2 separate regions of the Homo sapiens genome follow, and region 2 is linked to region 1. The links are chromatin loops, found by intact Hi-C in ENCODE. Cell type or tissue: endothelial cell of umbilical vein. All regions are shown on one strand. Each heading gives the region's core, and the rest is flanking DNA. Links, peaks and the distances in the headings are about the cores only.

Region 1 (7,707 bases), core at 2,352-4,851:
CGTGTTTTCGTTATGTTGCCTAGGCTGGTCTTGAATTCCTGGGCTCCAGCGATCTGCCCACCTCAGCCTCCCAAAGGGCTGTGATTACAGGCGTGAGCCACCATGCCCAGCCTCATCATCTCACTTATAATCCTCACAACAACCCTGTTATTATTCCCATCTGCCAGATGAAAACTGAGGCTCAGAGAGATTAAGTGACTTTCCCAAGGTCACAGAGCTCTCTGATTCTAAAGCTGAAGTCATGCAACAAAGATGTCTGCCTTATAGGCTGTACTCTGGGGTTGACAACTGAGGACAAGGAATTAGAAATGTTATCAAATAATACCTTATTTTAGTCTACAACAATTGCCATTCAACTCCTATTAGCATGGTTAATACCCTGCAAATACGACAGAGAAAAAGTCAAAGCTTGGCACTATGTCCCATGGGTACCTATCCTTCAGAGGCAGCAGAAGGAAGAGAACCAGACCATGCAATTGACAGAGACAAAGCCACCTTCTTAAAAAATTGCAGTTGAAGCTGCATACTTTAGGACTCACAAACACAATTATAGTTCCACCATTTTTTTCACCCAGTTTTTCTTCACCTTTTTGGGTGTTAACCCTTTTGAGAATTTGAGGAAAGCTGTAGATCCTCTCAGAAAAGTATGTAAAAGCAAAAACACAATTCTGCACATAGTTTCAGAAAAATTCACCCAGCTTCCCATAGCTAGTCCAAGAGCAACAGACCCCATGTTTAAAACTCCTGCATTAAGAAAACCTAATTCTGGCTGGACGCGGTGGCTCATGCCTGTAATCCCAGCACTTTGGGAGGGCGAGGTGAGCAGATCACGAGGTCAGGAGTTCAAGACCAGCCTGGCCAACATGGTGAAACCCCATCTCCACTGAAAATACAAAAATTAGCCAGGCATGGTGGCATGCGCCTGTAATCCCAGCTACTTGGGAGGCTGAGGCAGGAGAAGCGTTTGAACCTGGGAGGCGGAGGTTGCAGTGAGCTGAGATTGCGCCACTGCACTTGAGCCTGGGTGACAAAGCAAGACTCCATCTCAAAAAAAAAAAAAAGAAAAAAGAAAAGAAAAAGAAAACCTAATTCTGTGTTTTAGAAAATGATAAACTAGAGATCAATGATTTCTTTAAATAACAAGCCGATCTAGGGCACAAAAATAAGGATTTGCTTTATGAAAATTTTGTTTTCAATGTCTAATTGCCTGCATGAGGTACACTTACAATGAACATATCTCTATTTCCCTAGTGCCCCATGCAATTAGAAATGATGATGGCACAGACGACCATCATAACTGTCCAGAACAGAAAGCTGGAAACTATAGGTACAGTAGGCAGTAAGTTTTTTGTTTGTTTGTTTGTTCATTTGTTTTGTCACTGGAGGGTGGACAGTGACTCATCAGATAGGAATAGCTTTACTGGATGGGGACTAGACTATATGACTTTATTAAACAGCACCATTCAGTATCATGAGTCAAAGGTTCTAAGACCCATGTAAACCTGGAGAAGACTCAGACCACAAGTCTGTTCCTGCTAAACAGCTTATGGCTTCATGAAAGGCCAGACACCTGATGGGACAAACTAAGTAGATACTGGCTGACTTACTTGAGTCTACAGTCAACCTTCTTATAGTGGCCCATGTTATTTCAAATAGCAACTGTTAGTTCCTTGCCAACTAGAGGTCCCATTGTTCTTTTACAAAAATATTAGATAATCCAAACCCAAGTCATTCCAACACCATTTCCCCCTGGCCTCTTGTATTTTGAGTTGACAAGTTCTTACCATAATCTTCAATAGCATTGTTAGTCCTAGCCTGATATTTCTTCTTCTAAGCCCACTTCCAGTGTTTAAGCCCTCATATAAAAGGTGCTTAGTTGTAAGTCATAGATCCTATGTGGTGGTCCTATAGAACTTTCTTCTTTAAAAACCTTTTTCATCTGAAAGTAAGAGGTTGTGTGGTACGTTAGAAGGAGCACTGCATGCGGAGCCCCTAGTTCCATCATCTATTGCCTCTCCACCTCTCCGATACTCAATTCCCTCTATCAGACAGGTGACAGTCCTTACCCTGCCTATCTCACAGGAGCCTCGAAAGATTCAAATAAGATAGTGAGTATACAGATAATGTATTAAGCGTAGTGTTAGAAAATGAGAACTCATAACCATTATTTCATTTAAGCTTCAAACCAACTCCATGAACTACGCAAATCCTTACCATTCTGTCATATATTAATTCACTTTCTTGACATATTCATTCATATATTCATTGCTTTCTTTTTCTCTCTCACTCTCACTTATTCAGAAAACATTATTACTAGGCACTATGTGTAGCTAAAGTATTTACTGAATCAGAAACAGGCTTAGAAAAGTAAGATAACACTTCAAAGCTTACACTTCTTGGGTCACCCTTCACACCCAAGGGAACTGGGACACTCCCTCCTTCCTTCTCCCCTCTCCTCTTGCCAGACCAGTTTGTTTTCCATTACTCCACATTGCCTGTTCCAGAACATTTCCCCCATTAGATGAAGAAATTTTTACTTGCTTATGAAAAATAGATCCTTGGCCAGGCGCAGTGGCTCATGCCTGTAATCCCAGCACTTTGGGAGGCTGAGTCTGGCGGATCACTTAAGGTCTGGAGTTCAAGACCAGCCTGGCCAACATGGTGAAATCCCATCTCTACTAAAACTACAAAAATTAGCCAGGTGTGGTGGTGCGCAACTGTGATCCCAGCTACTTGAGAGGCTGAGGCAGGAGAATCGCTTGAACCCGGGAGGTGGAGGTTGCCGCGAGCCGAGATCGTGCCACTGCACTCCAGCCCGGGCAACAGAGCAGGCTCTGTCTCAAAAAAAAAAAAAAAAAAAAAAAAAAAAAGAAAAGAAAATCCTCGGTCTTGTTTGAGACCTCGGAGGCAGTTAGTCCTGTTTTCTCCTTGTGAGCATGAGGGTGAGGCAGGCCTCTTGGACTTGAATCCTCAATGACTGAACTGTTTGAGTTGTATATGGCTTTCAGAATATGGCTGAGTATGTTCACTCTCTCTTTTTCCCTGCTGCCCTTTTCTATTTTGCAAGTTGTAAATAAAATCTGTCACCCCCAAATGCACCAGGTGTCTTCCACTTTCTAATTGAGCAAGGCAGACTCTTTTCCAGCCAACAGTCTTAAAATATTTACCCAAATTTTGGGTTCACTGGATTACTGCTTTAAGCTGGTGAGCAACCCAACTGAAGGTCAATGTTTGTTTCCTGAAGTTGTCCAATGGCCGTGTGGTACTCAGACCTGAAAATGATAACGTTACTCCAGATTGCAAACTCCCCAAGGTGCATCCTGGAGATGGAAGCCAGCCCACAATATTTTCTGATCGGTCAGCATAAGTGATCCTCTCTTTTGAGTTCAAGGTGGGCTCAGAATTGAAACTGTCTTGAGATAAAGCAGATCAGCCCCAATTCACCCCTGGGCTCTGAGCAGAGGAATGTGAAAGGCCCCTCCAGTCAGGGAAGGCATCTGCTCCGCTTGGCTTTGGGCTGTATCAGTTGGCAGATGAAGCTCTGTGCAAATGCTGGCCAGACCAAAATGGTGCCGAGACAGCCACAATGTTGTTTAGAAAAAAGAAAGGAAACATCTGCAAATCCTGCCTTGGTGCTGAGCGGGGACAGCCTGCTGCTTTTCCTCATGGGCCCACGGTGGGCTACCTCCTGACTGATCAGAAGGGTTCCCTGAAACAAATGCATTTGAAAGATATTTTCCATCCCCCTCCTCCCCCCTCCACAGGAAATTCTTGTGTTTAGTCATCCTTACTACATGGGCTGAGTCAGCAAGCTCTGCTTTAACCACAGCTGCTTTCAAATGGTAAGTTAAGACCAGTTAGTTGAATGAGGAGGCTTGGCTGAAACACTTTGACAGCTGGAGCTCCAAAATCGGATGGGTAAACTAGAGGAATTGCAATTTGGATACTGCTCAACACCTTCGAGTCCTTCTGGGTGGGCCTCAGTTACTTTTTTAGTACATTGATACCATGGAGCATTCCAGAACTAGAAGGGACAGCACTTTGAGTGCCTTAAGAGATAACTAAGGTGCAGTGGCAAGCTGTGTTGGCCTAAGATTTAAATCCTGGTCCTGCTAATAATTTGCTATATGACTATAGGGCAATTATCTCCTCCCTCTGTGTATTAGCATTCTCAATCCTTAAAATAGAGGTTTGGATATGATGACCTCTAAGGGTTCTTCCTGCTCTGGTGGTCTATGAAACAATCTAGGACAGATGGCCAGCCACTCTTTTCCCAATTTACCAGGGGAAGACACTACATAACCTGTTTTGGGAATGTGGCCCAGCATTTTATCTGTGTGTGGTAAAAATGTCTTCCCTGGGTCTAACCACAATCTGTTTTCTCTTGTTTGGGCCTCTGTAGACATGGAGCACCCTCAGGGAACATTCTTTTCTAAAGATCCTTTGTCAACTACAAGAGCCTTCACGTCTGAGCTCTGTTAAATCCTCTGCAATGGCAGACAATTGCTTATTGCTGGGGTCTCAATGAGCACACTTTCCCTCTCGTCAGATAGTTTTTCATATTTTTGGTCATTATCACTGACTTGTGAACCCAGGGACACTAAGGCTGGGCTAGTTGGACAGTAGCTCTATAGAAAAGGGAAAGTCATCTATTCCAGAGCAGATACAAGTTGTTCTCACAAAAGTTGTCCTAGACCACAAAGAGTCTTGGACACAAGAGGGAGGATGGCCCTGTGGAATCCAACCTTTCAACTCCTGGATCCATACTTGGACATTTGAGCCCAATGGACAAATAGTTAACATTTGCCGAGCACTTAATATGTGTGTGCTACACGTTGTTCTAAGCACTTTACATGCCCACGTGATCTTATCTAATCCTTGCAACTGTACTCTGCAGTAGTGTGATTATTATTCGTATTTTACAGATTAGGAACCTGAGGCACAGAAAGGTTAATTAACTCACTGGAGGTAAACAGCTAGTAAGCACTCTAATCCAGGAATGCTAGCTCAGGGATCTCTGCTCCACACCATTATGCTTCTGAGTGGGGCCAGCTGCATGGGAGGACTGAGGCTAGTACTGATGATTCTGGCTCCTGTGAGGGACAGCCCGCCCCACATGCCGCATGTGCCTGCATCTCTTGTCAGGTGTTGGTTCCTGCCCTGGTTCCCGTGGCATTCTGTGCCCCTTCTACATAGAAAGAAGCTTCCTCGTGCAGAGCTGCAAAGTGTTGACTTTACAACACCGGAAATGGGTCATGTTTTCCTTTTAAAAGGGAAACACAGGGAAAGAACATTATATAAAATTAGTTTCCCCAAACTAAAGAAAGAGTTGGAAAATAGCCACATTCCTCTCTGCTGATAAGTGCATTAGATTTATCAAGTGTCAGAGTTTGGGGAGAACTTGTAGCTTGTCTAGTCCAAGTCCTTCGTGTTACATATTAGGAAACTGAGGCTGAGAAAGTGGTATTAGATACATGCAGATCGAGGGCCAGGAGAGCTCTTAAAAGGTTGGGAAATGGACAGAAATGACACAGACTAATTTATAATTGCCCTTTAAGCCAACCCTACAAAGGAATCTGAAGGACGGATTCATCCACACTGGAGCCACTTTTTCCAGTGGGCTTCCCCAACCCCTTGCATAACAGGGATTCCATAAGCATGAGCTTCAAATGCACTGAGATAACACCCAGCTACCACATTCAGATGATCAAGGTCCATGGCTAAACGGTAATGTTCCTATAACCTTCCTTAACAGCAAACCTGCTTTCAGAATAGATCCCACATCAACAATCACAAAGGACTTTGGAAAAAGCCACTTCTGTTGAAAAAGAAGCTGATCAACCACTGGACTAATGACTGTGATACAAAGAAAAGATACCTCTCAAAGCCTACTATAATGAGAGCAGAATGGAGCCATCTTACTTTTCAGTATTGAATGTGCAGATGTTACTGAAATATTTTCAAGCCAAAGGCTTGTAAAGTATTACTTTAAAATAAATTATATGATAGTATAAATTTTCACTGATCTTAACACAGGAGTCAATATAGAAAAGCTAGAAGAAGAACCTGGGGCTTTGTATGTGGTTAAAACTGCCCAGGAATTGGCCCAGGGGAATAGTATCTTAATGGCTGTTTTCAAAGAAAGATCCTCTTGCATTCCCCAGTGTCAACCCACAATGTATTTTCCAGTATCTTCCTCCTAAACTCAGAAAAAAGGTGTCAGCATTTAAAAATACAAAGTACACAATGGGAGATCTTGCCTAATTTGCCTGCTAATGAAGCAGATAGATAGATGACAGATAAATGATAGATAGATAGATAGATAGATAGATAGATAGATAGATAGATAGGAGAAACCTTATTAAGTATCATGTCTCCTAGGTGCAACTACAGCTAGACTCAAACAGATCTTTAAAAGATCCACATCGTATTTTGGGGCATGATCTATTACAGCCTACTGACTTTCCCACATAGAAAGTCAGCCACATACCATCTTACAAATAACCAAATGAACTCCCCTTCATTTTATATGATAGCTGAAGCCTGATTACCTTTCATAATCAGCCAATATCTTAATTCATCCCAGGTTGCAGCTGGGCTCCAGGAACATGGAAGAAGCTTGGTTTAGGAGGGAAGGCAGAGGGTGAGAGAAATGGGGTATATGTGTACATGTGCATGGCACACAGAATCACTTTTGAAGATTTTTATAGGTAGTCAGTACTTCTAAGCTAGAAAAAACCTGCCTTTGTAGTGTTAGGGGATGACATTTCATTGCAAAAATAAATGATTTGGTCATTACCATTTCATGGTTGCTGGCAACCACCCTCCTCTGCTTTCTAACAATTTCCATTTTAGGCACTGACAAGCCCTTCAAAGTGATTCAGCCAAATATCCACCCAAAGTTGCGTATTTGGCAGTTTCAAACTGAGAAATCTGGGTCCTCTGGGCAAAAATGTCAGAAAGGGCTCCCTCCTTCTTTGTCAATTGTGAAACAAACAGATCACCATGAACAGTCACTGGGGGCTCCTTGGGCAGCCATGCCGAAGGAAAGGGAAAGAACGGAAGTTGTTGGCAGGGGCTGCTTCCTTGGCTTCAGTTTTTGCTCTCTCTCCATTGCTGCTTGCACTTTTCCTGAAGGCCAGCACTGCCTCAATCTTTAACCCTAACCAAGGCGAGGCACTGCTTTTCCACAGGCAAGTGTCCCCTGCAGAAAGAAAGTGATGACCAGGAATGGAAATCACTGGGAAATGGGTCTCGGAGGCTGTAGGGTTTAAGAATATTTTGGAAGCTCACCTCATCCAACTGGCTGAAACTCGCAGGCTATCACCATGCATCCTCACTGGGGAACTTTCAGGCTGGTCTCTGGAACCCATCTGGTCCTCTGTGCCCTGAGCAACCACAAAGCCTAGAGCACTTTGGTTTGCACAGTGAGGAGCAAAAAGTGGAGCAGATTTCAGGGAGCCTCCTGCCTGACCAGCGACTTCAAGAGCCTGAATCCCAAAAGTGCTTTCACACACGTTCCCTTCAGCCTGAAAGGTGGCTCCCTTCTCTTTATTCAGAACTCACTCTAAATGCCAGGCCACCATGGCGACACCATCCTGACCCTTAGTCCATGCCCCACCTGTATTTTTTCTTTTGCCATCTGTAATTCTATATTTGTGTGTTTACTTGCTTTTCACTCACCTTGCCTATGAAACAGTAAGCTCC
Region 2 (7,707 bases), core at 3,162-5,661, 71 kb after region 1:
TCATATTTCAAGCTGCTTGGAAACTACCTTTACTTGGATGTTTCTTTACCACCTCCAACTCTTTATGTCCAAAACCAAATGTTTCACCTTTGCCCCACATTATTTCTTCTTCCTTTGTTTTTCATTTCAGTTAAGGGCACTACTATGACTCTATCGTCCAGGCTTAAGAATCTTGAATCTGTCCTTTCATGAATGACTAAGTTCTGGCTGTTCTGCCTTTGACTTGCCTTTGAATGAGTCACTGATTTACCTTTGCCTCTTTATTCTTATTCCCACCATCCCAGTTCTGGTCCCTGTCATACCATGGCTGGATTCCTAGAAGAGCCCACTCACTGGTCTGGTTTCATTATATGCATCCTGTTGGTCACTGCTAGATTAACCTTTCTACAAGCCTGCTTTCACCATGTCACGCCTGTGCTCAAAATTCTACAAGGGCTGCCTATTGTTTACTATATCAAGTCCAAATTAATGTATTGTTCGAGAGGCTTCTATTACTTCAAAACATAACTGCTCCAGTTAGGGTTCCATTTTCACTATCTCCATACAAACCAGAAACCAAATTCATTTTTGCTGATAGAGTTTTGTGTTCATGCCCGTTTTCATCTCCTCTGACTTACAAATCCTTCCATCTTTAAGGGCCTTCATCAAGTCCTACTTCCTCCATCAAGCCCTCCCCAACTTCTCTAGCACCCACGGGTGTCTCCTGTGTCTGTTGCCGACACCGTGATATTTGAGCAATGAATCAGATGATATAAATTTGAAAATACTGACAGAGTTGGGAGACCTGGATATCAGTACTGGCCCTGCCACTGACTCAATGTGTGATGTTGGGCAAGTCCCTGCCCTTCTCTGAGCCTTGGTGCCCTCCTAAGTAAAATGAGGGAGTCAAACTACAATCATTTCTCAAACACCAGTCACTTGCACAGCACTTTCCTGATTGCCATATCTGCAGTCCGTCTCTACTTTTACCAACTTTAAACTTCTCTATCTTGCTTTTTAAAGTACATTTTATTGTGGTAAAATATACATAACATAAAATTTACCATTTTAAACATTTTAAGTGTACAATTCAGTGGCATTTGGTACATCACAATGTTGTGCAACCATCACCACCATCTATCTCCAGAACTCTTTTTATTTTCCCCAACTGAAACTCTGTCTTCATAAACACTAACTCCCCATTTCTCCCTCCCTGCAGCCCCTGACAACCACCACTCTACTGTCTCTATAAATTTGACTACTCTAGGTATCTCATATGAGTGAGATCCTTCAGTATTTTGTGTCTGGTATATTTCACTTAGCATAATGTCCTCAAGGTTCATCCATGTTGTAGCATGTGTCAGAATTAAATACACTTTTAATGAAAGAAAAGTATCATATCTGGGAAATCATAGTTTTGTGGAATGGTTATGGTCTTTCTAATACACACTAAAATAAACATATAATTAAAATATGAAGTTTGTGTGTTCCCAGTCCCAAGAGTACTGTGCCTCCCACTCTTCCAGAAACACCTGACTTGTTCACATATATGAGAAGATATGGATCACTGGGGCAGTGGTTTTCAAACATGGCTGATTATTAGAATCCCTCAGGTGGCTTTGAGAAAATACCAAGACAATATCCCAGACCTGCTGAGTCAGAATCTCTGGGGATGACCTGGAAGTCTCTGTGTTAACAAGCTCCTGAGGTATTTTTGGTGATCAACCAGGTTTGGAAGTCACTGTTCCATGGCTGACTTGAAGACAGGGCTCCAGGTCTACACCTTTTTTATATTTCCAATAGTGCAGGGCACAGAGGTCACACTCAAAAATATCATATTGATGGCTCATACCTGTAATCCCAGCACTTTGGGAGGCTGAGGCGGGTGGATCACGAGGTCAGGAGATCCGAAACCATCCTGGCTAACATGGTGAAACCCCGTCTCTACTAAAAATACAAAAAATTAGCTGGGCATGGTGGCAATGGTGGCACACACCTTTAGTCCCAGCTATTCAGGAGGCTGAGGGAGGAGACTTGCTTGAATCCGGGAGGCGGAGATTGCAGTGAGCCGAAATCGCGCCACTGCACTCCAGCCTGGGCGACAGAGCAAGATTCCGTCTCAAAAAAAAAAAAAAAAAAAAAAAAAAAAAAAAAAATATATATATATATATATATATATATATATATATATATATATATATGTATATATCATATTGACTGATATATTGAGAATCTCCAGAAATAGAAAGGAGACAAGACTTTAACTTCTTTCTTTTGAGCAGTGTTTCTTTTTTCTTTTTTTTTTTTTCACAAGTTCCTCTGTAAAATGGGGGTAATACCACCTACCTTACAGGGCTGCTGTGACTCAAATCTGATACATGTGGAGAAGCTATGGCTGTTACTATAAAAATTTCTTGTACATATCCTCTGAGGCCAGCATCATGCCAGGAGTTGTGGAAGAGTGGCAAGAAGTTTAAAACATGATTCCTGCTCTCACAGAGCTCAGGATCTGTTCGAGGAAACCAAACCAACCCAGATGGAACAAATGAGGAGCAATGACTTCCGAGCAGGGCAGGAATTCAAGCCAGGTGTGCTCTGGGCAAGCTTCATGGGTAAGACTTGAGCTGAGCCTTGAAGGAAAAATAAGATTTGGAGAGAGAAGCAGGAGAGGCCAGAATATTCCAAGAGAAAGGAACGGCATCAGACGTGGCTGAGGCGGTTACCCATGTGGTATATTTGAGTTGGCCCAATAAGGCTTGTCTCATCACACAACATGCCGAAATAACTCTGGAAATTTGACTGTTTAGAATTCTGTTCCTTAGGACGGCCCTTCTGGAAATGTAAACACACCTGGCTAGTTCGTGTATGACCTCACTTACACCTTAGTGTGCATTAGTTAAATAAGAATGCGTTCTCTCTAGCAGCTAGATGAGATGGGGGGCACTGAGGGATGAGACTCTGATTGGTAGAGGCCTAAGAAGGGGTCATTTTGAGCCATGGAAACAGTTTCTTCTGGGAATTCAGAAAACAGCCTGGGAGCCTGGAGAAGGTGGCAAGTGGGAGAGTTCTGAATTGTCAGCAACGACATCACTTTGAACATGAGCAAGGGACAAGTCCTAACCAGAATCCATTTCAAGCAGCTTCTTTTGTTGATGTGCTTGGAGGCTTTTGCAAACCAGGATAACATGCAGATGTATATTAGAAAAGCTTTGCACTTCCACATTGGACAAATGAAGATTTGTCACAGATGGGTTATTTCATTTGATGAGCATTTGGGAAGACGGATGGTGACAGGCATGGAGTTGTGGTTCTTCTGAACCAGGGTGTAATAGGCTCTTTCCATTCATTACATACCCAGGCTATCCTTCCCAGTCCCTTCAAAGTTTAACTACTTGGTCTTGACCTCAGGTTAGAAAAAAAGTTTCCTTTGCAAAGACTGTCCTTTTCCCCCCTAGAGACTGCTGCTCTCAGCAGAGCCTGTTTCTTGAATAGCTGTGATTAAAGATAGAGGCTGTTTCTCTTCCTTCTCTGGGCTCTGAGGAAGCTGGTCTTCCCCACAGGGCTGCATTTGGGGCATCTCCTTCTGGACAGTCCTCCATTTCCTGCATTTCCTGGTAAGGACACTAGTTAGCCCAGCCAGCCAGCCAGCCAGCCTTTGTTTGGCTTGGCAGATTCCTGGTTAACAAATGTCTTTAGGCAAAGACATTTAGGAAAATGTTCAAAAAACTTGATTCTGGGGCTTCAGGAATGAGCCTATGACCTATAACCCTGTCCACCTTTCGTTTTACTACATTCCTCACAGAGCCAGTACTCATCCTGTCTAAGGGACACGTTGCTTTTGGTGCTCCAATTAGGCATGCCCATAATCAATCATTGAGTTAACTCATAAATTATTCCTTCAGAGTCCACAATGTGCTAAACTCTGTGTGGCAGACAGAGGAAGTGAAAGGCAGGACCCTATCTTTGGAGAAAAATATTTCTCTCTCTCTCCCCCCACACGCACAACTCAGAGAAAACATTTAGCCTTGAGATAAGGTGGTAGATTAAGGGCAAAATTATTAGGGGGAAGGGGAGCAATCGGTGTCAACAATGTTTGGAAAAGGAAGAGTGAGATGCAGTAGGGGGAAGTGGCTGTAAGCTGGATTTGACAGATGAGCTGAATTTGAAAGTATACTAACTGTTTTATCATCCCATCACCCTTGAGTAAAAAATCTCAAACAATTCTTCACTGCTTCCAGCACCACATCCTGGCATTCAAGGCCTTCAATCACATGGCCCTGGCTTCCTCCTCCAACAGCATATTTTATTATTCCCTTCCACAGGCTTTACTGCCCACCCCCATGTATTTCAGGTCTCTAGACATCCTGACTCATCCATGTCTTGGCTTTCTCCCTGCTTCCACCATCACTCCCTTCCTGCCTCCAGCTCTCCAGTATTACCCATATCTCACCAAGTTCAAAAGTGATCTCACCCATGAACCCCTCCCTGCCAATACACTACTCAGTTATGTACGTTATAACACATAAGGCATGTCTCTTTCATTTGACACATCACATATAAACCACTTGCTGTAATAGTTAATATTGAGGCTTTTATGCTACCAGGCATTAGACTAAGCATTTTGCAAATATCACTGCATTTAATCCACAGAACAATCCTGCAAGGAAGATGCAATTATTATCCTTATTTTATTAGTGAGGAAATGAAGGCTCAGAGGGTTCACTGGGCCAACGTCATACAGTCAGTAAGTGGTGAAGCTCGCCTTCGCATAGCTTCTCCTGTCTTGTTACGTGGGTATGGAGAGGCACATCACAAGTACACCATTCTTATATGAGTTGGCTGATATACAGAAGAAATTGAGAGAGAGAGAGAGAGAGACAGAGAGCAAGATCATGTAAGCAATTGAAAATTATGTGGGCAATCCTAACTATTATTCTACTCAACAAGTTTTGCCCTGGAGTTAAATTGAGTTGAGAGACGTGAATCTGATGTTCCTTCAGATGGTGTCAGTTCCTGTGGGTTTCTCATGGTGAGATTCTCATGCTTAAATATGTGCGCTTTAAAAAATTCAACACAGCCTCTAAGTGCAAGCCAATTGGCTTGGTTCTCAATTAAAGAAAAAGTGATCTGGTACAAGGTTGTAGGGGAAAAAAAACAACTGTGTTTGACTTATTGAAAAATGGTATGTCTGTCTCTAATATTGAACCTCTCAAAGGAATTTTCGAGGTGCGTTTTGTCTATAAATGATTTTTTTTTCTCATCAAGAATCTAACCCCTTATAAGACAGGACTTTGCCATATGGGTCTTGTTTCCTCAACTGGTGTGAAAACTCTGTGTGAGTAGAGCCTGTGTCTAAACTTCTTTGTATCCCTGCCCCTAACAGTGCCTAGGAAAGTAACTTGAAACTAATAGGGGCTCAACAAGTCAATATCAAAAATTATTCATTAGACATGTTAATTTTTTTCAGCAAGTTTAAGGTTCCTAAGATACCCTCCAAGCTCCCTAGAAGATGGAAGGGAAGATTTGTGCAATAGCTTATATCCTATGACCTGTTGGCATCCTCTGTGCTATTTCTAGAAATGGAATCTGTCTGTTCCCATCCCTAGCTGGATCAGCTGAGCACCTGGCAATTTCCTATTGATGCCTGTTCAGCTGTCACCTTCAAACTCCTGGTTCTGTTTGCTCAATGCATCTCCTTGAGCAGGCCTGACTATTTTGGGTGTAAGCTACAGCTGTCAGCGTTTCAGGCATACCTCACGTATTTCTAGAATTAGTCGGAAATATTTGAAGCTTGAAAAAGTAACTATAATGTTCTGAGTACGAAGGAAATATTTAGGCAAGTATCAACTGGCAGCATATAATGCCAGCTAAGAAGAATCAAGTCTCTGGTGATAAAGGGAGATGAGAACAACATAGCCAACCCATCTTGGGTTACTTGCATTTTAGTACCACAGGGTGAGTTACCAAACTATTTATATCATTTTTATTAGCATACGATTGAGGAATTGACCAAATGTGAGATTGTTTGCTATAAATCTGAAATGACAGACTGACTGAATACATTTGCTTTGTCCTATTAGAGATCATCATAATTCCTCAACTAAAAAAGTCATTCTGGCTATACATACATCCTAAGGATGTTTTGAAAGTCAGGTTGTACCTCTTGACCTCATTCTTTTTAATGTTTGATAATCATTTCTGTACTCCAGTCTGATAGGATACAATACTGACCTGGAGCAATTACACTGTGACTCTGTACCAAATTATTAAGATATGATTAGTTCTCTTGGAGTCAGGCCCAGGAAAAGTAGAGAATAAATTTTGTGGAATGGCAAGGCCCCAATGCAAGAGATATAGGTGATAGAGAATTCTTCAGATTCCAAGATCCAGTTAAATTTGGTGATTTAATAGAGGCCAGGTCAATCATTTTTTCTTTTACATCTAATGCTTATTTTGGATGCCTTTATTTGGCTGTGCTGGGGGGGATATCAAATCCCTCTTCAATTTTGCCTTTTAATAAATTACCTTTTATAATATGTAATGGCAGAAACAAAAACTAAAATAACCAGAAAGCTCTCTAGCATTGAGACCCTCCAGATACAAGCTGTTAGTGGAACTAAAGGCTGTGGAAATGGAGGAAGTGATTGTGGTGCCTACAAGACAAAGACCAGGAACTCAAACTTTCAAAGGACCCATTACCTTCACTTTCTGTCTGTATCTACAGACTGCTTTCCAGATGATACTGATGCAGGTAGAATAAAGACTACACTGTGAAAAACACTTCTTTAGAGGCTAAGCCCAGTCATGACCATGGAGGAAAGTAAAACCTTAATGCTTGTCACCTTTAGAATCTTTTAAAAATTTACTTTTCATGGGAATATGTACCTTTGTGATCATTCTAATCCTGTTTCCTTACAGCCAATAAATTATTGATAAAAGTTTGCTGAATTAGATCATGTGCTGGAAAACTTGAAAACTTAAATTTTCAGCCCTAGCACTGATTCGCAGTCTAACCTTGACTTAATCAGTTAGTTATTTTCCCCTTTTGTAAACTGAAAGGCCATCTAAGAAACATCTGGTAAGTTTTAGATGAAAAGCACTGAGAAAACCCTTGTATCACAAGAGGGATTTTTTTTCTCCATCTAGGATTGCCAGATTTAGAAAAAAAAAAGACATCCAGTTAAATTTTAATTTCAGATAAACAATGACTTTTTTTGGTATAAGTATGTCCCATGCAATATTTGGGATATACTTATACAAAAAAAATCCATTGGTTATCCAAAATTCAGATTTAACTGGCTTTCCTGTATTTTATCTGGCAACTCTATCTACCACCACCCTTTTCCTGGAGCCTGCACTTTCCAAGACTTGGGCAATAGCAGAGGGACTTTTGTAACTCAAGGCCAGGAAGGAAATGAGCACTCATTTTGCATGGTACAGTACAGGAGAAATGCTAGCAGGAGACTAACCTCCCATACTGGAGAAATCTAAGTCTTTTCTGTTGATGGGGAGTGGGTGGGTAATGAGGGGGAGTGGAGGGGAGGATAGAGAGAGATTAGGCAAACACATACGTGGAATCCCAAAGAATATCCAATCAATTATTCAAAAAACATAATCCAACTTGTTTTTCTTACAGCCTCAGAGAAAAATAGAAAACCAGGGACTTCTTCATACAGAAGACTGCCTTCATTTTCCACTGCAACCACCAAAGGGAATTAGGCATTTCTA

What was found. Peaks named below come from ENCODE experiments on the same cell type or tissue, not always from the same donor. Only the 100,000 strongest peaks of a DNase experiment are listed, where the experiment ranks them.
Region 2: it touches region 1 in a loop (3-fold over the local background); 1 of 110 quality-filtered maps calls a loop at or near these places.

Annotation. Positions count from the first base shown.
Region 1 is chrX:134,618,604-134,626,310 of GRCh38, forward strand. All of the region lies in intron 1 of PLAC1 (placenta enriched 1), which reads right to left. Among named protein-coding and RNA genes, the nearest start is that of PLAC1, 36 kb to the right of the region's middle. In endothelial cell of umbilical vein, for the core only: no CTCF peak of the experiment used is centred there; a DNase peak (open chromatin) is centred at 3,718; H3K27ac peaks cover 2,022 bases.
Region 2 is chrX:134,688,842-134,696,548 of GRCh38, forward strand. It overlaps a transcript of PLAC1 not described here. Among named protein-coding and RNA genes, the nearest start is that of PLAC1, 34 kb to the left of the region's middle. In endothelial cell of umbilical vein, for the core only: no CTCF peak of the experiment used is centred there; a DNase peak (open chromatin) is centred at 4,330; H3K27ac peaks cover 1,497 bases.